Linked DNA regions of Mus musculus: all the other regions are linked to region 2. The links are chromatin loops, found by intact Hi-C in ENCODE. Cell type or tissue: left cerebral cortex. All regions are shown on one strand. Each heading gives the region's core, and the rest is flanking DNA. Links, peaks and the distances in the headings are about the cores only. Region 1 has its middle 290 kb from the start of Gm11351. Region 2 has its middle 44 kb from the start of Gm11351. Region 3 overlaps Gm11351 (predicted gene 11351).

Region 1 (8,428 bases), core at 2,755-6,754, 330 kb before region 2:
GGGTACTTAAATTACTATGATCTCAAGGCCAACTTCAAAAAGAAGTGAGTTTTGAATTGATTTAACCTCCAAAATGAGACCAAACATAAAAACCAGAAACAAATTAAAAAACAGATTGAAAATCTTAAGGAAAATGATAAATCTCAGATTACCATAGTGGTCTGAAAGCGAAGAGATTTGCATTCCTAGGCTGGCAAATAAAAGATGGGTTGTGAATGAAAATAGTTTTTGGTTGTTTTTTGTTTTGTTTTGTTGGATATTCTTTTATTTATATTTTAAATGTTATCCCCCATTTTGGTTTCCATCCCCCCCCCCCCGGAAACCTCATATACCATCCCACATTCCCCTGCCTGAGGGTGCTCCCCCCCTCCTGCCTCCCTGCCTTGGCATTCCCCTACACTGGAACATTGAGCCTTCACAGGACTGAGGGCCTCTACTCCCACTGATGCCCAACAAGGCCATCCTCTTCTATATATTCAACTGGCAACATGGGTCCCTCAATGTGTACTCCTTGGTTGGTAACTTAGTCCCGTCCCTGGGAGCTCTGGGGGGGTGGGGGTCTGGTTGGTTGACATTGTTGTTCTTCCTATGAGGTGGCAAACCCCTTCAGCTCCTTTAGTCCTTTCTCTAACTCCTCCACTGGAGACCCCTTGCTCAGTCAAATGGTTGACTGAGAACATCCGTCTCTGTATTTGTCAGGCTCTGGCAGAGCCTCTAGGAGACACCTATATCACTCTCCTGTCAACAAGCACTCTTGGCATCCACAATAGTGTCTGGGTTTGGTGACTGTATATGGGATGGATCCCCAGGTGGGGCAGTCTCTGGATGGCCTTTCTTTCAGGCTCTGCTCCACATTTTGTCTCCCTATTTCTTCCCTTGAGTACTTTGTTCCACCTCCAACATATAACATGAATGAAGAGAGTTAAAGAAGCAGCTTTGTATGTGTAATACGATCGTACTTGAAAACTAAATCAACTCTTTGTATGAAAAAAAGCACAAATCAATGCTGCTATCAGAATTATCACCAAGCATTGCTAGATTGAATACAGTAATATTCAAAAGCAGGTATCAGGCTTAAGTGATTCTCATGTTAGAATGCTGGGTTCACTTAAAAATAATAAAAATCAATCAACATAATTAGCTGTACTGATTGAAAAGAAATAAGTCATATCAACTCATTAAAGTCATAGAACATAGTTTACACATTATATAATTTATTAATTTTTACTTATTCATTTTCCATAGTGCTCACTGCCCTCTCCATCAGCCCCTCCTGCAATCCTTTCTCCTATAACCCTTCTCCTTCTTTTCTGAGTAGGTAGAGGCCCCCTGGATAGCTCCCCAACCCTGGCAGCTCTAATTTTCTAATTTTAATTCTAAACATTATCTAATTTTATTGATAAAATTCATAAATAGTCAATAGCAACTTATTTAATTTAATAAGATACATCTTTGGAATATTTGTAACTAGCATATCTATTGAGAAAATTGAAAAACCATTAGTCTTCAGGTTGGGAATAAAGTAAAGATTCAGTATCCTCCCTTCTATACAATATGGTTCTCGAAGCCCGTGTGGTGCTGTAAGAAAAATAAAATAAATTGCCTAGATTTGGTAAGAAAGAGCAAAATTTATTATGCTTCCATATACTATGCTTACAATACTTAACAAAATATGGAAACATGCTTAAATTTTATAGGATCTAAGGATATAACACGAACAACGATAAGTTGTTATGTTATATGTTACAATGAAAAATGTAAAGTAAAATTAAAAACATTCCTATTTATAGTTTGAGCCAAAATAAATGGCATAGTGAGGGTTACATTTGCCAACATATATGTAAGTATTTTTTGCTTTAGTAAGACAAAGCTGAGAAACTCACCAATATCACACATAGGGGATGTATCAAAGTCATGTACTGGAAGATTCAGTATTAGGATACCAATTTATTTTCTTTTAATTTCTTTCTATTAATTCTACATCCTGATAGCTACAAATTTAACAAGTACTACTTAAAAATAAAGTTATGGAGCTTATCCTAATATTTATATGGAAATATAAGGGGCCTGGAAGAGCCAACAACATTTACAAACATTGAGATGAGTTTGATGTTCACATACATTTTTAAGATATAAAATGAAGAGTAGCAATTTATTGACAATTGTGTAGTGTTATCATGGAGAGAGTCCACAAATACGTGCTGAATTGGTATTCAATACAGATGCTTATGCACTAAAATGAGTAAGAATACTTTTCAATAATGTTTTAGGATAAATGGAGAGTCACATCACAGTGAAAAATACCTTTTCTTAAATCACACCAAGAAATTATAAGAATGCATTGTGGACCTTATTTATGAACCAAAATCTAAACCTTTTGTGGAAAGCACAGGAGAAATTTTAAGAAATACATAGATATTTAAGACAGAAAATGTAAGCATTATTCATCAACAAAACTGTGAAAATATTGTGTCCTAAAAAGCACATCAAGAAAATTAAAAAAACAAACAAAATAAAATGAAAGACAAAAATGAGCAACAGATCTGGAGAGAACTTTCCTGACATATATTTCTGACAAGGAACGTTCACAGTCCAGTAAGAAAAAAGCAAAGGATCCAATAAGAAAAAGGAAACTCTTTAGAAATGAAGGAACTGCTCAAGAAACAGGTGACAAGAGTTCAGTATCATGTGACCACCATGAGCATCAACACACAGTCACTGGCAAGGTGACAGTGAAGAGAGATGCAGTATTGATCATCTCTAGGTCAGGGGAGAGGCTAACTTGTTCAAGCAGGTGCAGATACTGGGCCCACAAAGAACTCTGAAAGACATTTTTTTTAAAACCAGGCAACAGTAATTCTCTTCCTAGATATTTATCCAAGAAAGAACAACAAAACAAGATTGATATTTGAATATTGACAGATTCTTTACCTATATAATTCCCAACGAGAAATGACTAAAATGACCCACAACTGATTAAGAAAACAAATTTGGGGATTCAGACATTGTATATTACTCAGCAATAAGACATAGAACAGTGAAAGGCCTGGAGAGAATAGATGGAGTGTTTTATATAGATTATGTGTGCATGTTGAATAATATGTATATGAACTGATGTGTGTATAAAGCATGTTAAATATGAATATGTATTACTTACCATATATTTGAGGGTCTAGGGAAAGTAAGTGATCTGTAGCCATGAAACGCTTTGTATTGCTTATATACAAGTGGAGTTTATGGATTTCCCACAAGGCATCTTTAAAGGACCTTACAATGTGATTGGTATGATCTATTTCCTGACATAAAAATCCTATCAGATGGTATAATTAAAAGACTTCATTGTTTTATAAATCAGTCTTCAGTTATACAGTTTGAATTTTTGTTTATATTGTGTTTCTATCCACATTTTTCAGTTTCTGTAGCTGGGTATGGGTGTTCTCAATGATACTTTTGTTCTCTTATCCTGTCTACTAGCATCCCCTTCCTCTACAGAGGCAAGCTTTATCTAAGGACTTGGTCAGGCTTCTGTCAAGCACTGCTGCTCAGTAGCTTTTACTGTGGTGTTTGGGACCTCCTCAGTATACACACAGTTTGTGTATCTAAATTAATCATGTCAGATTGTCAAAACATTAGAATTCTCCTGTCTCTTCATTTCTCTAGCACTATGTATTTTCAAATTTCTAATCCTTTGTTGCTTTCCATTGCCTTTAAACACATGCTTCTCACACACTAATGGTTAATGAAGGGTGACACAAACTTTTACCATCTGTTTCAATCAACCAGGTAGAGTTAGTGTGAGAAAGTGAGATAGATGTAAATGTAGATAACAGTTTAAAGAAGTCCCAATAAAAACCTGAATTTTGTACTATTAACATTCTACAAGAAAGACTATCAGTGTAGCCTGGATAATAAGAGGCAGAGCTATTGTCTTTCATATATCACACGCTATCCTCCAAGTCCCAATATACCTTAAGCTTGTTTGCCTCTTTCCTCTACCTTTACCTCCCAATGGCTGGATCTAGCAACTATACAGAATACAGAGAATTGTGGTCATGGTCTTGTGTATGCCAAGCAAGCACTCTACCTACTGAAGTGTATCCTTAACCATAAAGATGGAGCACATGGTGTGGTGCTGTGAGCTGGACTTGGAATCTGTATTGTGGTTAAGCAAGATGATAGTATAGATGGGAGAACAACCTGAGAAGCCTGTGTGCTGGAAGCAGAGATCTAACTTGTGATGGGAACAATAGCTATATAAAGAAAGTGTGGAATGGACAGAGAAAGCATTTCAGAGCACTTTATGAGACACAAACCAGTTAGGTTTCTTGCAAGATTGCTTAGTTAGTGGTTTAGACAGACTAAAGCAGGAAGTTGTGATTTTTGTTTCAGTACTTTTCTTTACCACCATATGACTTCTGGTGCATCAGAAAAAAATAATGACTTTTTCCCTAAAAATTTGTAAAGAAAGATGGCTTAGGCTCCTATTCGATGGTCTTATCTGGGAAACATTAAAAAGCTTATGAATATGGTTTGTAGGGTGTCATGAACAGATAGATGTGACCTTTTCACAAAGGCGTTGACAACTGAGTCAGAACGACATACTTTACACGCAACCACATAGAGCCAAGGAGCTATCACCACTCGCATCCTTTTTAAAAAATCTGTCTAGCAAATACATATGTGCTCTCACTGCACGTGGTTCTGGCTCCTGAGTTTCTGAAGTTATTCATAGGAAAATTGTCTAAATTTCTTGAGTATAATCTTAATGGTATCTTTATTTACCTCTGCATTACCAGGTTGAAAATTTGCAGATTATAGTTGCTTTTGAATGAATGTTTGCTTAATGAATTAAGTTTATGCTTTGTCTTATTAGTTTATAGAAGGAAGACAGAATGAGCCATGAGCTTACTTCTTCCTATGTCACTATTAGCAGTGTGAATTGATTATAAATGTTTGAAAAGACATTTGGCAATGGATATAAAAGCCATACCGTTACAAACATTTCTTTGAGCTATTACAATTCAACTCCTAGACATGTATCATAAGGAAATAATGTAAAAAAATACCATTTATGAAACTTTTCATCAAAGCTGCTAAAAATGAAAAAAAAAAGCGACCTAAGCAGTCATACTATCTAACAGTGGAAAGTATAAAACAATGGTAAATTCGCCATCTGGACTGGTGAGATGTTTCGGGGCTTAAGAGCACTTACTGCTCTTGCAGAGATAGAATTAGGTTCCTAGCACCCAGTTCACTGGCTCAAAACTGGCTGTACCTTCAACTTCATGGAATCCATCACCAACTTCTGGCCTCCAAAAGAGCTAGCAAATGTAACACACACACACACACACACACACACACACACACACACACAGAGAGAGAGAGAGAGAGAGAGAGAGAGAGAGAGAGAGAGAGAGAGAGACTAAAAACCATTAACCACATAACCACAAATACCATAAAGGACATAAAAATATGACCATATTTTAAATGAAAATTACAATATAATAGAAAGATGTTAAAAGTTATAACCATTTAAAAGAGACAAATATGGTCAATTTTGGAGAAGGTCCCATGAGGTGCTGAGAAGAAGGTATATCCTTTTGTTTTAGGATACTTTGCCCCTTCTTAGAATTGGAAACAATCTCCCATGGAAGGAGTTACAGAGACAAAGTTTGGAGCTGAGACAAAAGGATGGACCATCTAGAGACTGCCATATCCAGGAATCCATCCCATAATTAGCCTCCAAACGATGACCCCATTGCATACACTAGCAAGTGTTTGCTGAAAGGACCCTGATATAGCTGTCTCTTGTAAGACTAGGCCGGGGCCTAGCAAACACAGAAGTGGATGCTCACAGTCAGCTATTGGATGGGTCACACAGCCCCCAATGGAGGAGCTAGAGAAAGTAACCAAGGAGCTAAAGAGATCTGCAACCCTGTAGGTGCAACAACATTGTGAACTAACTAGTACCCCGGAGCTCTTGACTCTAGCTGCATATGTATCAAAAGATGGCCTAGTCGGCCCTCACTGGAAAGAGAGGCCCATTGGACACACAAACTTTATATGCCCCAGTACAGGGGAATACCAGGGCCAAAAAGTGGGAATGAGTGGTTAGGGGACTGGGGAGGGGAGGGTTTGGGGGACTTTTGGGATAGAATTGGAAATGTAATTGAGAAAAATATGTAATAAAAAATTGGAAAAAAACAAAAGAAAAAAAAAGAGACAAATATACTAGAACATCAAAACTGAGAAAATAATAAACATTTCTGTAGGAAAAAGGATGTAAAACTTCTGGCGGGTACTGAGAAGATCATGATGGGTACTGAGAAGGTCCTGGTGGGTACTGAGAAGACCTTAGTTGGTACTGAGAAGGCCCTGGTGGGTACTGTGGAGGTCATATGAACCACCAGAGTGAGTATGTGATCATCTGGGTAAAGCAGACAATGGATTCAAGTTCCAGATTTTTTGCTTGGACTTCTGTGGTCATGGGAAATCTTAGTGTCTGTTTAGGCAGGAGAATAATCTTCCTTATGTACCTCATGGTGTTTTAGAACCTAGCCAATAATGATAGTGATGGAATTTTGAAACTAGTAATAATGAAACATGATGCAAATTTCCATGCATGACATGAATATTAACATACCCTGTCATTCTCATTGTGCTTTCTAGCAGTAAGGATGACAAAATGAAATCATGACAGTCTTTAATATTAACCACCTTCTCCCGGCAAATATATCAGTTTGTTAGGGCACAGATATGAAATGCTCTTATAATAGATGTTAATATTAGGCCTGGACATGGTAGCAATGAGGCCCTAACTAGACATGCCATTGTTGTGTAGCAGTGGCCTTGTAAGTGAAATATTCCATCCTGGAGGAAAGCTCATTTAGGTCTAAAATGAGCCCCCATAAGACACAGGAAGTTTAAATTTCTAAAGAGAGGTAGGTTATGATGCTGCAAGTAAACAATACAGAAGTCTCAGGAAGTCCCAGAAACTTGTTATATGTGCAAGGCTATATTAGCAATAAAGGGTGCCAAGGAAAGAAGAATTTGTATCCTGCTGAGCTACCTACAAATCATGCAAAGAGTCCCAGGTTTCATGTTTTCATGAGCTGTCACCCCATGCTGGGTGCATAGCTGACTTTGAGTCATCCTTGGTCCTGTAGGTAATCTCTCACACACACTCTTGGGACTGACCCTAATGAAATCATTGGTTCACCAAGTTGGACTTTTATGCTATCATTACCTTGCTCTGTCATCAATACTTTATCTGGACTGAGTAAATACTCATTTGCATCTCCCTCAAAATAGTGTCACATGAAAGGGGCAACCAATCCTGTCTCCTTAAGCGTCTACATCTCAAATAATGGCCCTCATCCTGAAAGTACTCCCCCCCCCCTTTAAACTTGGGTTTCTAGTTTGAATTTACTAATCTTTTTCTCTCTGGGGAAATTATATTTTCTAAAAATACTGACTAGTTTTCTGCCATTTGCTGCTGTGTAGCTACTCAACATTTCACATTACTAGTGCCTTTGGGTGATAAGCTCTTAGGAACAAGAGCTACTCTTTATTTTTGCAGAAGGTGCCCTACTTTTGTGCACTGAATATAGAACTCTTGCAAAACTGTATTCTAGAAACAGGAACTCAGGATAGAAATAACCCCATCCTTCTCAGGAGAGCGTGACTGTGGTAGTGAGTTTGGAAGGATATAAAATTAGATTGTTGCTAAGGAGAGCTCAACTACATTTCCTATTTAATCTTTGACTTTTCCCATGACCTGTGGGGAAAAACATTCCCACCCTGCATACCGAAGGGCACATTGATTCATTCTGCTGATTATTCAGTGCAAAATTTTATTGCTTAAACAGCTATGACAGAGAATGGATCTCTTCTTACTCATTAACATGAATATTCACCAGAATTCAGCTATGAATGTCACCAACAGGATGCAAAATTTTCATCTCATAGTCCACATGACCTGCCTGTGACTCAAATATTCATTTAAAATGTTCTGAAATTCAGTTTGAAACTTTTTTGGACTTATTCAAAATACATCATACAAGTTCCAAAAGTGTATTTGATATCATCTACATTAGCAACTACTCAATAGAAATTCATGAACAAGAATTTAATGACAGATCATAAGAACGTCACAAAGTCCTTTGATATCTCATTGGCATGTGTAGAAAAAATTGCATATCAAGTCATGTGTATTGTCACTTCAACACATGCTAATTTCTAGCTTTAATGAAATACTATGACCAAAGCATCTCACAGAAAAGACAATTCATTATGGACTTGGTGTTCCAGGAGATTAAAACAAAGATATCAGAGCAGAGGCAGTAAGTGACAAGTGATGCTGAGGGCTCAAATCTTGAACCACAAACAAGAAACAGAGAGACCTCATTTGACATGGCATGAATGTTTT
Region 2 (8,428 bases), core at 1,509-5,508:
TAGTCACTATTAATAAAATTGAGCAAAACCCCTGAAGTCACATTTCTGCAAAATAGTTTAACACTTGGAGACTTGGCCCTGTTATCTCTGAAAATACCAAAGCTACTTTGTCCTCTGACACAGTGTGATTGTGTTTCAGATTTGCTATTCCTTGAAGGTGACAGGAGACAGAGGACAGAAGATAGGACAGAAGCCAGGGGCTGAAGACAGATGAGCACACACAGAAGCAGAGAGAGAACATAGCGCCAAGGATCAGAGCACAGGGCAGAGGGGAAGGATAGGAAATAGGAATGGTGCACAGCACAGGGGCAGGGGACAGAGAACAGGAGACAGAAAACAAGGACAGGAGAAAATACACGCACTCTCTCACACACACACATACAGAGAGAGAGAGAGAGAGAGAGAGAGAGAGAGAGAGAGAGAGAGAGAGAGAGCGCACAGAACAAAAGGCACAGGGAATGGGAACATGCATCCTAAATCTAGTTAAATCAGTTGAAACTGAAGGTCCCTCTTCTACCTTTAACTGAAGGCAGTTTAGGAAAGTATGTCTCTTCTAGGGCTTCTGGGAGCAGTGGTGCAATTCATTCATAGGCAGGTATCTGCTAATACCCTGAGGTTGTCTAGAGGGTGAGCACAAAATAGATATTAGAAGACGACATCTGGGAGTGAAGTCTGTGGCATATGTGACTATAAAATCTGAATATAAATGTGCAGTTAAGTCTAAGAGAGGTAATGTACATGTGTATATCAACGAATGATGTTTATAGCAGTAGTAAATTTAGAAAGTGATATTTATAATTAAGAGTACATTGAATGGCTTTGAATCATCTATGAAATTGTACATTGTCACTCAGAGATGATTTTTAAAACTCCACAAGAGAATAAGAGGATCAATACCACTTCAGTTGATGGGAAAGCCTTGAGAGATTATGTTGGATGTTCTCACAGACTAAATGACAATACAACAAATCAAAAGTGGGCCCCAGGATGATATCCTCCAGATGCATCCATTTGCCTAAGAATTTCATGAATTCATTGTTTTTAATTGCTGAGTAGTACTCTAACTCCATTGTGTAAACGTACCACATTTTTTGTATCCATTCCTCTATAAGGGACAGCTGGGTTGTTTCCAGCTTCTGGCTATTATAAATAAGGCTGCTATGAACATAGTGGAGCATGTGTCCTTATTACATGTTGGAACATCTTCTGGGTATATGCCCAGGAGAGGTATTGCTGGATCTTCTGGTAGTACTATGTCTAATTTTCTGAGGAACTGCCAGACTGATTTAATTTAATTTAATTTTTAATTCACTTTTTACACACCATATTCCATTCCCCACCCCTGCCCATCTACCCCCAACTGCTCCATTTTCCCACACCTCCTCCTCACACCCCTGTCTCCACATGTCTCCCTCCTCACCACCTGACATCTAAACTCTCTGGGCCTCCAGTCTCTTGAGGGCTAGGTGCATCATCTCTGAATGAACAGAGACCCAGAAATCCTCTACTGTATATGTGTTGGGGGCCTCATATCAGCTGGTGTATGCTGCCTGTTTGGTGGTGCAGTGTTTAAAAGATCTCAGGGGTCCAGATTAATTGACACTGCTGGTCCTCCTACAGGGTTGTCCTTCTCCTCGGCTTCTTCCAGCCTTTCTCTAATTCAACAACTGGTGTCAGCTGCTTCTGACCATTGGTTGGGTGCAAATATATGCACCTGACTCTTTCAGCTGCTTGTTGGGTCTTTTGGAGGACAGTTATGATAGATGTTTGTGAGCACTCCATAGCCTCAGTAATAGTGTCAGGCCTTGGGACCTCCCGTTGAGTTTGATCCCACTTTGGGCCTGTTGCTGGACCTTCTTTTCCTCAGGTTCTTCTCCATTTCTATCCCTGTGATTCAGTTAGACAGGAACCATTATGGGTCAGAGATGTGACTGTGGGATGGCAACCTCATCCCTCACTTAATGCCCTGTCTTCCTGCTGGAGGTGGGCTCCATAAGTTCTCTCTCCCTGCACAGCTTGTCAAGGTTAAATTAGTGAACTTCATGGTCAGTGAGAAACCCTATCCCTGCCTCCCTCAAAAAAAAAAAGTCAACCGGAGAAAAATTGAAGATATGTAAGATACTTAATGTCAACTTTTGGTCCATATGCAAATGCACCCATATACACATATGCATATAACCACATTACCAAGCATATATTACACACACACACAGACACACACACAGACACACACACACACACACACCCACCCACACCACCCACACAGACACAGAAAGAGAGAGAGAGAGAGAGAGAGAGAGAGAGATATGAGATGAGGGTTAGTACTTTTAAATGGAAATTAATATTGACTCACTCTCCTAAATGGCCTAGAAACTACTTACAGTAGACACAAGCTAGAGAACTGTGTCATGGCTTCTATTCACATGTGAATTCATATAACATTCTCCTGTCTAGCCCTTAGATGGAAAAGTAGAGAATAGGAGAAACTACTGATACACGTAAATAAACAGGACATGGTGTCAATAGCAATGAACGTGAAATAAGAAGTCTGATGGAGTATCTAACAACAGGCAGTTTGTCCACTCATCTTGGCCTTACCTGTTCTCGAGGGTTATTGGTAGGACTAATGGGGTATACGAAAAGATAATCTGTGTCAGCTTAAAAGCACTTAGCCAATTGATAAAAAAAAAAAAAAAAAAAAAACTTTATGACTGATAATTATATTATTTTTGGACACATAAAACTATTTTCTATAAAAATAGAAAGCTTGCTTTTGTGTCAAGAAGATAGTAAAGACATTGAATATAGCCTTTTTCATATATCAGTAGGTGTTCAACCCATGCCTTCACCTCCTTGAAAACCGACAATTCGATACACTCCCCATCACCAGCACCTATGTGAAACTAGCTGTTTCCATCCCTTTACTTGCCTTTTGTCTTGTATTTGGTTGGAGCAAAGAGAATATTAACTAACCCAGGCTTTCTAATTACAGAAATAATACAACCTTAAAGGGTAACACAAGAAAACAAGTGGAAAGGTGATTCAATGTTCCTCAGAATTAGTGATAGCCACACCAGGAGTGAGCATGATAGTGGAGATGGAAGGACATATTAGCATTATTGGTAATTTTAGAATACAGGACAAGTGATATTAGCCAAAATATGATATGTTAATTGTGAAGAAAAGAATCAGTGAACAATGCCAGGGGTGTGTGGAAGCCAGGACTGTGAAAGGAATGGTAGTAGCATTCATTTAGTCATAGGAGATCCTGGGATTAAGTAGTTTAGGGTGGTGAGGTTGAAGTCTAGATATCCATTTTAGAAGTCAAGCTTGTTATGTCAAATTAGACTTCCAACTGGAGGTGTTAGACAGCTGAATAAGAGATTTGAAATTCAGAAGTTAGGCAGACTAAAAATACAGTGTAAGAGTCATCCACTGCAGATGGAGGCTGATGACTCAGACCGTAGAGCAGGGCTGAGATCACTGTGGAAAACTGCTTTCCCAAGTTTGAAGACAAGGCTAACTGAACCCAATTGTCTCATCATTTTTTTTATACTTTAGTAAATATATAGATGCCTGATCAGTATATGTGTATATATGCTCATGTATACACACCAATAGTTTTGTATGCACACACACACACACACACACACACACACACACTCATTTGTCTTGCTAGTTTCTTACAAATATATTACATTTCTGCAAAGTGATTTCATTTTAATTCCTTTTGTTGAGACAGGATCACTGTATGTAGTTCAAACTGTCTTGGAACTCACCATAGATCCCAGACTAACTTCAGACTTGTGACAATACTGCATCATCTCCTTCTGTACTGAAATTACCTGCATAAGCCATTACCCACAGCTCTAAGGTAGTTATTATGTGCAAAATTCTTCATTGTCATATGTAAAAGAAAAGAAAACCGTGTAAACATAAATTAGTATTCCTTGTCTAGGGTAGTCTGTCCTCGTATCTCATCTAAGTGTTCATGTATTTTAATAGCCACCTATTTCCTTATTGAATTTACCTGTGCATTCAAAGTTTGTTACCGTCTCCGAAAGTGGTCAATAGCATGACTTTATATTGAGGCAGTTTGGACTGTCTCACCTTTTCTTTTCCTTGGGACTCCTGAGACTCTATGGCTTAGGTTTCTAAGCTGTGGATGGCAGTGAGTAGAGGCGATCCACAGAATTCTGTGCTGGCACATACAAATATTTAGGAAACACATTTCTGTGGGCTTTTTCTTCCACAGAATTGATATGAACCATTTTGAAGGATTTTACAAGCCAAATCTTTAAGATACTTATTTTCAGTGTACTGTCTTCTGATTTAAGTCCTATTTGATAAAGAGCCTTTTATGTATTGAAGTTAATTATTCTGATTTATCATGGGAATGGATTTACAATAATCTAGCAGCTGTCAAATGTACAGCATAATACCACAAAAAGACAAAATTTATATTTATATAGTGAAACACAATGAATAAGGCAACTTACAGGAAAACAAGAACGTTTATTTGGGGCTTACAGTTTTAGAGGGGTAGGAGTCTGTCACCGTGATGGGATGCAGGCAGCCTAATATTGGATGAAGCTTGGGGACTCTTATAGAAGAGTTGGGGGAAGGATTGAGGTCCCTGAAGGGGATAGGAACTCCAGGACAAGACCAACATAACTCAAATGACTTGGACCCTTGGGGGCTCTGAACACTGATCCAACAACCAAAGAGCATACACAGGCTGTACCTACACCCCCCTGAACACATGTGGCAGATGTGCAGCTTGGTCTTCATTTGGGTCCTGAACAACTGTAACGAGGCCTATCTTTAAAGCTATTGTATGTCTGTGGTATCCATTTCCGTAATTTGGCTGCCTTGTCTGGTTTCAGTGAAAAAAGAAAGATCTAGCCCTGTAGAGACTTGATGTGCCAGGGTAGAAGCATACAGGGGAGGCTGCACTGTCTCAGAGAAGAAGGGAAATGGGAGTGGGAAAGACTGTGGGAAGGGGGCCAGGAGGGGAGGCAGTGACCAGGATGTAAAGTAAATAAAGATTTAAAAGAAAAAGAAATCCCTTTTCTTTTTCTCTAACTGTACTTTAGGTTGTTTCAGCCTTCCATCCACTCTTTAAGTTCATGATGTCAGCTATTCTATACATTGGTAATATCGTTCTTACTTTAGTCCTCACTCCTAACAAGTTTTGCTAAGACATGGTTGTCATGAGCCCTCAAAAGTTCACGCTGCAGCTGTGGTATCAGTCCTGTGACCTGCAAAGCTGTGTCACTGAAGGTAGAGTGACCAAGTATGAGGCAATAACATAGAGTCAAAGTGTTTCCTAATGAACATATATTTGGATCAAAAGAAAATAGGTGAACAGAGTTCTTAATAATTGGACCCATATGCAATGTCCAGGTAAAGTTAATTTTACAACAAGAATAATATTGTAAATGTTACCAGCCTGAGATTCATCTTAATTGAGGTTTCTGTGGCTAAGATAATCCTCTGAGGAGCATTACTGATATTTTTGAGATTTTTATTCTAACCTCTACTGATTTACCATCTTGCTTTGATTAACCCTTCCCTTATGTTCACACGCAATACTTGTCTTAATATTACTAGACTGTCTCAACTTGTCCAAGTATGTTCTGAGCATGCTTTCCTTTTAAATTTTAACTGAATGCTATCATTTCCGTATGAGTCTAATTTGTTCCCCAGGGGTTCTTGTGTCGGTATGTAATCCCTCATGGCCAGCATTAAAAGAGTGGAAACTTAATTAATTATGACAGTTAGAGGTAGAGACTTTGGGATGTCATGAGAAATGAATAAAATCAACAGGGTGGAGCAACCATGATTGAATAGTAGTGATGTCTTTATAAATTGAGAAATCAACATACATGCACATAGACACACACACACACACACACACATACACACAAGGAGAGAGTGAGAGAGAAAGACAGAGAGAGAGAGACAGAAAGAGACAGAGTCAGAGAAATAGAGACAGAGAGAGAGAGACATAGAGAGAAACAGAGACACGGCAAGACTACTCTCTCTTCTTGTGTGATGTTGAGTATCACTTTGGAATTCAGTCAGCAAAAAGAAAATCACCAGATATGGGCCTTTGGCCCTTCAGAAAAAGTGAACTTTGTCAACCACTTTTCTTAATCATATGTGACTCAGGTTGGACATCCCACTATAGTAATACTTCAATATCTTGAAGATGATATGCTGCTTCGAGTTCTCTAAGTTCAAATGGAACAGAGTAATCTTCATATATGGACATATGATTTTGCTTAATTATCTTTTGTCAGCTATAGTTTTTAGAAAATTCCTCTCATAAGGCCTAAAGGTCAATTAAATAAGATTTCAGTATTTACATGTTAGAAGCCCTAACTTCTACCATGTCATCTTGGAAAGGAATTGTTATAAATGCTCAATGTCTACACTAATAGTGAGTTGTCAAATTGTCCCCTCATCTGCCAAGTCACTTCACTTTGGACTCTTAGAAACAAACTCTTCCAGCAGTCGTCCCTGTGCTCTTGTTAACTGATTCACCTGAAACTGCTTGGTCCCAAGTGCAGCTGGAAGAGATTACTTAATGTCCCTGATCAAAGTTTACAGGAAAGTCTCACAATACAATGTTAAAGGCAACTGGGAAATAAGAAAAACAAAGCTCAGAGTGGTTATGGCTGCTGGCACTTGTCTTTTGAGTCTAACTATGGGAAGACAAGATCCTAACATTTACCACTTCAGGGTGCCCCCATTTTCTACCCTAAGATGGCTATATGGAACTAGCCCTTCCCTAGGGGACATCACACTCCCACAAACGTGGAGATGGCCTACAAATATAAACACACCCGTATTCCAAATGGCTGCCCTGTACTCTCTGATGCTAGGGTACTCACATGAAGCTGAGTTTGAAATCTAGTCTATGCTGTGTTTAGTCTTCTGCAGTTTCCTCGAAAAAGTCCCCTGCGAGGAGAGATGACATGTTTACATTACAGAAATTTTAGGTAATATGCTTTTATTTCTATTTATCTTGTGGTTCTTTAGCACACAAACTAAATTTTGACTTACATGGTTGTTTTTGTTTTTGTTTTGTTGTTTTGCAATCTGAATTCTTTGACACATCCAGCTGTTATAGTGTTGGATGAGATTGGTTTTCTCATACAAAGAAGTCTGCCTCTATTATATGACCAGCTCCATTTCTTAGCTCTAAAAAGCTTCTAATCTCAGATCCTGGAATACAGTATATTTAGGGTGTATCAATAGTAATTAGGAAAACCAAAACTGGCAACATGGTTGTTTGTTTCAAACATCATTATCAAAGTTAATGGTTATGTTTCTATAAGACAAAATATAATTTAATCTTTTTTAAAGACACAAATAGAAAGCAATGTTTCAACAGAATTTTACTGTGGGGAAGAAAATCATGATTCCCAGAAATGTTGTGTAACATTTTATGTAAAGAATAAAATTTACCAGAACCATACTATATTAATTCAGATACCCAATCCTCACATATTCTTTTAACTCAAAGTTTTCCTTTCCTGGTAGTCAGCAAGAAATGTGTTCTTTGCATTCCGACACCAAGAGGTACACTCTTTTCAGTAAATTAAATCAATTTCCATTTGTTCTGGGTCTAGAAGATTTTATTTTCTCTTATCCTTATTCAATTTTCAATTCTTCCTTCCCAGAGCATGTATCAATGTCTGCATTTGATTTCGTGGCAGGTATCCTAACTTACAGAAGCCACTGAGCTACAGACTAAACCATTAATACCATCGCATTTCAAGCTCCATAGAAAGTACCAAAAACTTGACAAAAGGCTGGATGAACATTGAGAACAATCATTAGCGGTGCTTTATTCACCCTGTCATCTATTTCTAAGATCATAAGGCCAAAATAAAATAAAAGGCTTTCTAATTTATAGAGTGATTCTGACCTTAGTGACAATTTTAAGAGTCTCAAGACATTAAAATATATATGTACTAAGTAACAAGTTATGAGGCTAACATGTTACATCAAATACTTAAATATACTGAATAATATTTAAATCTGTTAGGCATATTCATTCCAAAGTCATTTCTCATTTTTTAGGGTAAGAATATTCAATATAATTTCTTCTGGATTTTAAAAAATTTCTTCCTCCTGTCCTCACTAGCATCTAGTCATTATTGTACTCAATTTTATTGAATTGCTATTAAATTTATGAGTAAGATCATGGTTTAGGGTTAAAGAAATGATACAGTGGTTAAGAACACAAAATGCTTTTGCAGAGGACACTAGTTTAGTTCCCACAAGTCAGTTTGGGTGGCACACAAAACTCCAGGGGTTCTGACACCTATACTCACCTGTATTATGGAGTGATAGAGATATACATGTTATAATTAAAAATTATGTTTCATAAATCTAATTTTTCTATGTCTTAAAG
Region 3 (8,428 bases), core at 3,025-7,024, 51 kb before region 2:
AAGTAATCACAATTAGAGGGTGTCATTTTCCTCTATTCCTTTGCTTATTGGGTTTTAAATCCCTTAGATGCTTGCATAGATTTCACATCTGCAGATTACCTTGCAATCAGTGATTGGCTATTCACAGTGCAGTGATTAGCATATATGTGAAAGTATATGGTATGCACACCTACTCATTACAATCCTCACAAATATGTACCTTTTTTTATTTGCAGTTTCAAGAGGGTCCATGTAATGTACATCTTACCTTAAATGTTTTATTATATACTGCAGGTATATTTTAGACAATATTTCCCTACTTGGAACAGAATTTATTCCACAATCTCCCACAACTTGAGTTAGCCGAAATCTTCCAGTAGCATTTCTAAATATTTTCTCCCAGCTGCAGGCTTTAGTGTCACAAAATTAGAGCTTAGAATGTATCTAAATCATCACTGAATTTTGAAAAAAAATATGAGCCAGTATAAAATCAAAATAAAAATAAAAGTTACAAAAAAATCAATTCTTCATCTCACCATCTACACAAGAAAACGTATCTAAAAAGTCAAAGTATAGAACAATTCAGAAATTTCTGAGATTCCCATATTAACTCATAATCATGACCATGAATTCCAGGCAGCCTTCTGTACAGTCATGTAGTGTAACAGAAGTCTGGACACTCAGATATGTTTTCCCTATTAGTTTCTCAGACAGAGTGAGACTAAAAAGGTTGCTAGGTTGCATTAAAGGGATGTAAGAATATCCACTCTTCTTCCCATGGCTGTCCTACAGCCAATAGGGGTCTTGTATACTCATATAGAAAATGAATAGCTATTTTAAATAGTGAAAGAGACGTTAACACTGCCTCAGAAAACAAATAAGAGTGCACATTTGATTGTCAAAGAAAACTAGTTGCCAGGAGAGTGACACTGAGGCAGTAAGAGAAGGCTGATCCACAGCATCTTTACTGTCCTCTGCAAAAGACCAACTTTGACACAAGGGGGTAAACTGAGGCAGGCAGCCCATGAGTGGCCAATGCTGACTGGGGTGGATCTAGATACTTATAGGGGCTGCTGTTTATGGCAGCCAGCGGTTTGAGAATAGAAAGAGAAAATTCTCTCTCTCTCTCTCTCTCTCTCTCGATCTCTCTCTCTCTCTTTCTCTCTCTTTCTGTCTCTCTCTCTCTCTCACACACACACACAAATACACACACACAGACACACACAGACACACTGAGTGGATGAAATGAAAAGCAGAGTCCAATAACTTCGTACATATGAATATATACATACCTGCATACATTCATGCATACATAATACACATGTGCATTCATATATCATACAGACCTACAGGCAGACATATACACATTCATACATAAAATGGTTAGAGCAAAGCTGCAGTAAGCAGACTAAGCATTTTATACATCCACAATATACACATATACATACAGTTGGTGGATAGATCAAGCTCCAACACACACACACACAGGCAAGGTTTATATATATACATACATACACATAGTCAATGAGTGGAAGAAACAGGGTTTCAACCCCCCCCCATTCATACAAGCTTTACATATATACATACATATACATGTTTGATAGATGGAAGGAACAATGTTCCAACCTCCATACTACATTTTTCATTCCATAGTTTATATATCCAGGCAAAATCTTTCAAGTAGTTTAAAATTACAATGTGATTACATTTTAGTTTTCTTCTAGTGAATTATCATGAAAAAAAAATGTGATCCCTAACATCTTTACAAGAAAGAACATTATGTAGCACAGGTAAAAAAAAAATTATTTCCAAAAACTCACGTACGTACATTCGTACCTAAGCAACTTGTTATAGATTAAAGTATAAGCAAGTAAGGTAGTTTTCTTAGCCAGCTTCTCTAACTTGCAGGCAGCAATTTGTGATTACAAAGAAAGGAGTGATTATTTTATTACTTATCTTTAAAAGTGATCTAGTAAGAATCACAAAAGAATCGCAAAACTAAATTCTTATATAAAAATCAGTTATATATACTTTAAATCCTCATAATGCATATCTACTCATCAGCAATTCTTAATAAATCATGGCATGGAGCTGCGGGCAAAAATGGGTATAAAATTGGGTATCAATTATCACCAGTCCAGCCTCAGTGAGAGTCATGTCAGCCAGTGCTGTCATTGTTCTTGTTCCCTGACCATAAAATGTCTCTAGTTTAATTAATAAATGTATGCCCTTCTGAACTATAAATTGTTTTCTAGGGTTTTCTACATCAAAACCAGTAGTAAAAGCATCTCAACCTAGCTTCACTACCAAATTTATTTTTCCAAGTGTTTTGTAAGGTGCTGACAATCTACATTGCTAAGTTTTTTTACTCCAGCCAACAATGCCTGAAAGAGATCAAGCATTATCACTGAGTTCCAGAGATACTGTCCAGTGAGGGACCAGAAGTCACTTTAAAATTTCCATACACTTCTTAGATTAATTGGGGTGTGAGGGCAGCAAGCAGAGCAGAGCTATGTAAAAGTAAGAAGTCCTTAGGAAACATGGTCCTCTCTCTGGGTTATGCCACACTGAGGCTCACCCACATGGCTGTGGTAACAGGTGGGCCACATTCCATGAGTTCTAAAGCCCTAATTCATTCCTCCTGCATGGCCTTCGGGAGTCCTCTGTACCTGTTTCCAGATGATTCAGAGGCTGAGCAAGAACATAGACTTCAAGGGATGGTGTGGAGATGGTTTACCATCAGAAATCTAGTGAGCAGCAGAGACAAACATTATGCAGGCACTGTGGGATTCAGTATCCCTCATAGAGGAGAAACTGCTGTGGGCATAGGGGTTTGGGCACCAGGAAGCCTTGTTAGTTTACCTGTGTGTTGTCAGCACGAACAGTAAGTGTATCCTAGAGGCATATTAGAAATGTCAACAGGACTCAGGTAGCAAAGGAAACTGCAACATGTCCAGTCTAGGTAAGTCTGTCTTAATCCTTTTCTAATGTAGAAGAGAACTAGAAAGAGTTTTTCTCTATCTAGGAAGAACCAAGCAAAAGTCAAATACAAGTAATAAGCAGATGCTGAACAAATGATAGGAAGTCTCTTCAGAGCAGATGGTATGTGGAATATCTACAACACTCTGTGTCACTCTAAGATACATGGTTTTGTATCAATGCCATGCTACCTGGCCCCTTCATCCTGACATCTATTGCAACTGACAAACCTTCTGTGATCGTTACTCAATGTGCCACACTGAATTTTACAGGAGGTGATGCAAACTACAGAACTGTTGCCGTGCCTTCCAAGAGTGTGAAGTGGACTGAGGTCCAGCTCAGTGGTGGAATGTTTGCCAACCATATGTGAGGCTCTGAGTTCAATTCACAGTACTGCTCAGGGGCGTGTGGCAAGAGAAACAGACAGAGGAATGGAGACAGAGGGAAAGAGAGACAGAGACAGAGAGAAAGACAGACAGTAACAGAGAGAGGGAGGACAGGACACAGATCAGGGAGAGGGAGACTCTAGTTTTATTTCTACTTGACCTGACTTTTACTTGCATTTTTAATATTTTACACATATGAAGACTTTGCTATATATGTGTATCATGTACATTCCTGGCTCCTGGAGACTAATGAGAGCATTAGATGCCCTGGTACTGGGGACTTTTAGGTACTGTGTGGGTTGCGGGAATTGAACCCCAGACCTCTTCAAAAGGTCTGTGAATGTTCTGAAGTACTGAGCCATCTCTCCGTCCTCCTTATATGACTTTTTAAAATGAATGTCCTTTTCTAAGGATTGCTTAGGATCAGAGCTCTCCAGTTGTCGGCGGGGAGAATTCAGCTGGAAGGACTAGTGGTTGCTATGAAAAAGTATCTTCTGACCATTGTAGCATGGAAGATGGATTGAAAAGGCAAGTTGTTCAATCATGGTGATGGGTAAATTCAGCAGTTTATTGAGAATTGCTAGAAAAATAAGGAGTCTTCTGTTCCAGGTATTGCAATTCAATAAAAGCATCAATGTTACTGCAAGGTAGCCAGCCCAATGGGGCATCTGCAAGCGCCTTCTATCTAGAGTAACACAGTTTTCTTATCCCAGCTGCCCAGACATAGAGTGGCTCAGGGAAAAGCAAGGGGGGATGAGGAGAAAGAGAGAAGAAGGGAGAATGGAAGGAGATTTTTAAAAGAAAGAAAACAAAGGAAGGATAAAGAGACAGGAAAAAAACGAAGCTAAATCTGGAAGGGAAGTCTCAAGTGTTCCAATACAAAACCCAAATGTTAAAGAAGAAGAAATGGAGACAAAGAAGTTTAAACGATTTGCTTAATAACACACAGCTAATGACAGAGCATGGATTAGAATTTACTCCTTCAGGTACTTGAAATAATGTTCTTTCTTAATATACCACACTCTTAAGTTATTTAGTACAGAGTCTAAAAAAAAAAATACTAAGCAGGTTTTAACATTTATCCCTTTGAATATTGCAGGCAAGTTTGAGAAAAATAGTAATTGTGAATAAAAATTGATTCAAGGATTTTTAAACAGGTGCTTCCATTTGTAACGAGAAAAATAGAGAACCTTTCTCTAGTCAGTTGAACATGAATATTATGTGAACAAAAATGCAAATTGCAGCATCTTTCACTTGCCTCTCTTTCCTCACTCCCTGAAGACCCTTTTGTTTCTAAGTAGAAATTAGCTAGAGAAAGAAGTCCCTGTGTCTGAAAGGCAGGGCCCCCACTTATCAGACCCCTACGGCTGTGTTTGCTCCCCAGTCCTCATTTGGCTAGATAGGAGAATCCTATTGACATTACATTCTTAAATATTCAGATATTCTTTTATTCCAAATAATTGGGGATTGTCCAAGGAGGAAAACGATGTGAAAGGGGGGAGAATAAGAGACAGCCCACCAGAATTTCATCACCTTTTACAAACAGTTCATCATTATAAAAAGTTACTAAAATCACAAGAGATCAAGAAAATTAACACTTAGTACAGAGAAATAAAAATATGTCTTGACTATATTGGTGGCAGGGCACAGAAGATAAAAGCCAGCTGGCAGTAAGAGAGCAGCCTGGAAGGAGTACTGGAAATAAACCAGGCAGACATCTCAGCACACCCCATGACAAGAAAGAGAAAGGAGGGTTTTGTTATTTCTGGCTGAAGTTATTAGATGAGCCAATATCAAATGCAAAGTGCTTTGAGCCCGTTTTAGCAGCTCTTTCTTGTATCCTTTCATTATTCAGGAGCAATCTTTAGTGTCCTGATCACTTCGCTTTCAACCTTCTGCAGTTGCTCCATCATGACTCACGTCCCTGAAGATCTTGTTTTCAAAATGTACCCTTCAGTGGTGTCTCATTAGTACCAGGGGATACTGCAGGGCCAGCACATCAACTTACAAGTAAAGGCATTATGGTGAGTGTTATTTCCAACTTTAATCTCAGGTTCAAACACAGATCGTATAGCTAAAATCTTAAGGATATATCAATGTCAAAGGTAGGAAAGGAGGTCAAGCTGAGTGCGGAGAGCTGCTGGAAGCTGAAATCCTATCAAGGCAGCAGGTCATCCCAATTCCCCTTCATGAATTCTTTACAAACCAGGGACTGATGGTCTCTAAACCAGTTAAGGTTTTGTTGCATTGTCACGCAAACTGCCTAGAATCTCTATCAAAGGAGCACCTTCAGGGCTCTGCAAGGTTGCAGAAGGTTTCAGCTCTATTCTTGGTCTGTCTACATTGTGTTTGTTACAGAGACATTGGTGTGTTGTTATGTTCATTTCTAGACCAAAGCAATCTCTTGAAGCTACTGAAGTAGTCACATGCCTTTTGGTTGCTGTGGATGATGCACACATCATGAATTAGCAGGGAGTGTCTGGCACATCTCCATGAATTCAAACAATTTTGCTGATTTAAAATGTGAAACTTGGAAGAGTAAAGGACAAACACAAGAATGTAGATAAGAAGAAGGCAGGCAGAATAAAGGGGTGGGTGGGTAGGAGGAATGAGGATGCAGAGACTAAGAAAAGAAATGGAGTAGGTGACAACTATGAGAGGCAGAAGCTGTGGGTCCAGATTGACCAAAACTTCTCTGGCTTCGTTCAGTTCAGGATTTCAACAGGACAGTTATTTTACAGTCTCCCAAAGAAATTGTGTTACTGAAAATGATGTGGATATGAAGTTAGCATTAATTACCCATATTAGATTTTAGGACAAATGCAAAGTGCCTTTGCTTATAAGGAAAACTGGTAACTTATTTTCTAGAGTTAATTTCATAAATGAGAAAACAGGAATTTACATGCCGAAAGAATGTTGCAGATGGGAAATCAATTATAGATGGAATAGAGATGAGATATATAACCATAGGTGAATTACTATAGAATATCTGCTTATAAAAGCATTCTAGCTTCTGGAGCAAGCCCAACTGCTCTGAGGAGCCTGTATCCCAGGGAGACCTCTACTCTTCTGCTGTCTTCCCTCCCACCTTTGTCAGACCTGCTGAGCCTGAACCATACAAGTTAGCTTCCCTTTCCCCACCCCTCTTCCCTGTTCGCTGAGTCCTCTGGGCACGCCAAGCTGCCCTGATCAGTCTGCCAGCCCAGATAGACCTCCATTCTCCCACCACATCTCTTCTCACCTTAATCCTGAAACATAGAGACTTGTAGATTCTGAACCATACAGACCTGTAGATCTGGGTGTCCATCAGAGGCCTGCCACATCAGGACCATCGAGGTTCCAACACCTACTACAACAGAAACAGCCAGAGACCAAGGCCATTCAGATAGCTAGAGGTCATCTAAAGAACACAATCAACAAAAGCTAGGGCAATATGACACCTTCAGAGCATAGCTAGCCTTTTACAGTAAGCTGTGGATATCCTAACAAAACTGAACCACAGGAAAATGTGACTTCTCAATATAGACTCTAAAAGCTAGAATGGGAATGGACAGATAACTTGCATCCTCTAAAAAAACCACAGATACCATCCCAGACTACTATACCTAGCAAATCTCTAAATCCCTATTGATGGAGAAAACAAGATATTTCAATAAACATCCAAATTCAAACAATATCTATTCATAAATACAGCCCTACCAAATATACTAGAAGGAAAAGTCCAACCAAAGGAGGATAACTACATCCAAGAAAATACAGGAAATAAGTAATTGCATACCAGTATAACAAGGGAAGCACACAGAAACACACACACACACACACACACACACACACACACACACACACACACACCACTAACATCTTCATAACAGAAAAACAATCCCAGATCATTAATATCTTTCAATGGACTCAATTCCCCAACAAAAAGACACAAGCTCACAGAATGGATACAAAAAAACAGTATCCCTCATTCTGCTGCATTAGACAATACCTCAGAGTAGAGGGCCCGAAAAAGATTTCCAAGCAAACAGGTCCAAAAAAGCAAGCTGGAGAGTTGGAGTAGCCATCTAATATCAAATTAAATATACTTCAAACAAAATTAATCAAAAGAAACAGAGAAGGACAGTTCATATTCATCAAAGGAAAACTATACCAAGATGATAGCGAAATTCTGAACACTTATGCACCAAACAAAAGGGCTTCTGCATTTGTAACAGAAACCTCGCCAAACCTTAAATTGCACATCAAACCCTACATATTAATAGTGGGAGACTTCTGCACACCACTCTTACCAGATGACAGGTCAACCAGACAAACACTAAAGAGAGAAATAATGAAACTAATAGACATAATCAATCAAATGGGCCTGACACACATCTATAGAATATTTCACCCGAACACAAAAGAATATATCTTTTTCTAAGTACCTCATGGATTCTTCCCCAAAATTGATCATATAGTCTGTCTTAGTCATTACCATTCCACATTGATGTTCATCACCAATAGAAGTCAGGACAGGAACTCACACAGGGAGGGAATTTTGAGGCAGGAGCTGATGCAGAGGCCATGGAAGGGTGCTGCTTACTGGATTGCTTCCCCTAGCTTACTCAGCCTACTTTCTTATAGAACCCAGGACTACCATCCAGGGATGACATCATCCACAATGGGTTCGGCCCTCCCCCTTGATGACTAATTGAGAAAATACCTTATATCTGGATCTCATTGAGGAGGCTCCTTTCTCTGTAATAACTCCCTCTTGTGTCAAGTTGACAAATAAACCCAGCCAGTACATAGTCAATAACTAAGGAAGCATCAACATATACAAAAAATGTAAATAATGCCTAGTATCTTATCAGACCACCATGCATAAAGGCTGGACTCCAACAACAGAAAAGACACCATAAAACCTACACACAGATGAAATCACAAGTCTCTACTCAATGATCATTGGGTCAAAGAAGAAAAAAGAAAGAAAAGACTTTCTAGAATTCAAAGAAAATGAAGGCACAGCAGACCCAAATTTATGGGACACAACAGAAGCAGTGTCAAGAATAAATTTCATAGCATCAAGTACCTCCATAAAG

The links. A loop is a pair of places that touch in the nucleus more often than their neighbours do. Peaks named below come from ENCODE experiments on the same cell type or tissue, not always from the same donor. Only the 100,000 strongest peaks of a DNase experiment are listed, where the experiment ranks them.
Region 1: it touches region 2 in a loop (7-fold over the local background); 2 of 42 quality-filtered maps call a loop at or near these places.
Region 3: a loop joins it to region 2, with 8 times the contacts of the local background. A loop is called at or near these places in 2 of 42 quality-filtered maps.

What each region holds. Positions count from the first base shown.
Region 1 is chr13:25,670,795-25,679,222 of GRCm38, forward strand. No RefSeq gene overlaps it. Among named protein-coding and RNA genes, the nearest start is that of Gm11351, 290 kb to the right of the region's middle. In left cerebral cortex, for the core only: no CTCF peak of the experiment used is centred there; a DNase peak (open chromatin) is centred at 4,554; H3K27ac peaks cover 496 bases.
Region 2 is chr13:26,005,889-26,014,316 of GRCm38, forward strand. No RefSeq gene overlaps it. Among named protein-coding and RNA genes, the nearest start is that of Gm11351, 44 kb to the left of the region's middle. In left cerebral cortex, for the core only: no CTCF peak of the experiment used is centred there; a DNase peak (open chromatin) is centred at 3,443; H3K27ac peaks cover 904 bases.
Region 3 is chr13:25,952,958-25,961,385 of GRCm38, forward strand. The region is part of intron 1 of Gm11351 (predicted gene 11351); the gene reads right to left. Among named protein-coding and RNA genes, the nearest start is that of Gm11351, 9.1 kb to the right of the region's middle. In left cerebral cortex, for the core only: no CTCF peak of the experiment used is centred there; DNase peaks (open chromatin) are centred at 5,195 and 5,862; H3K27ac peaks cover 428 bases.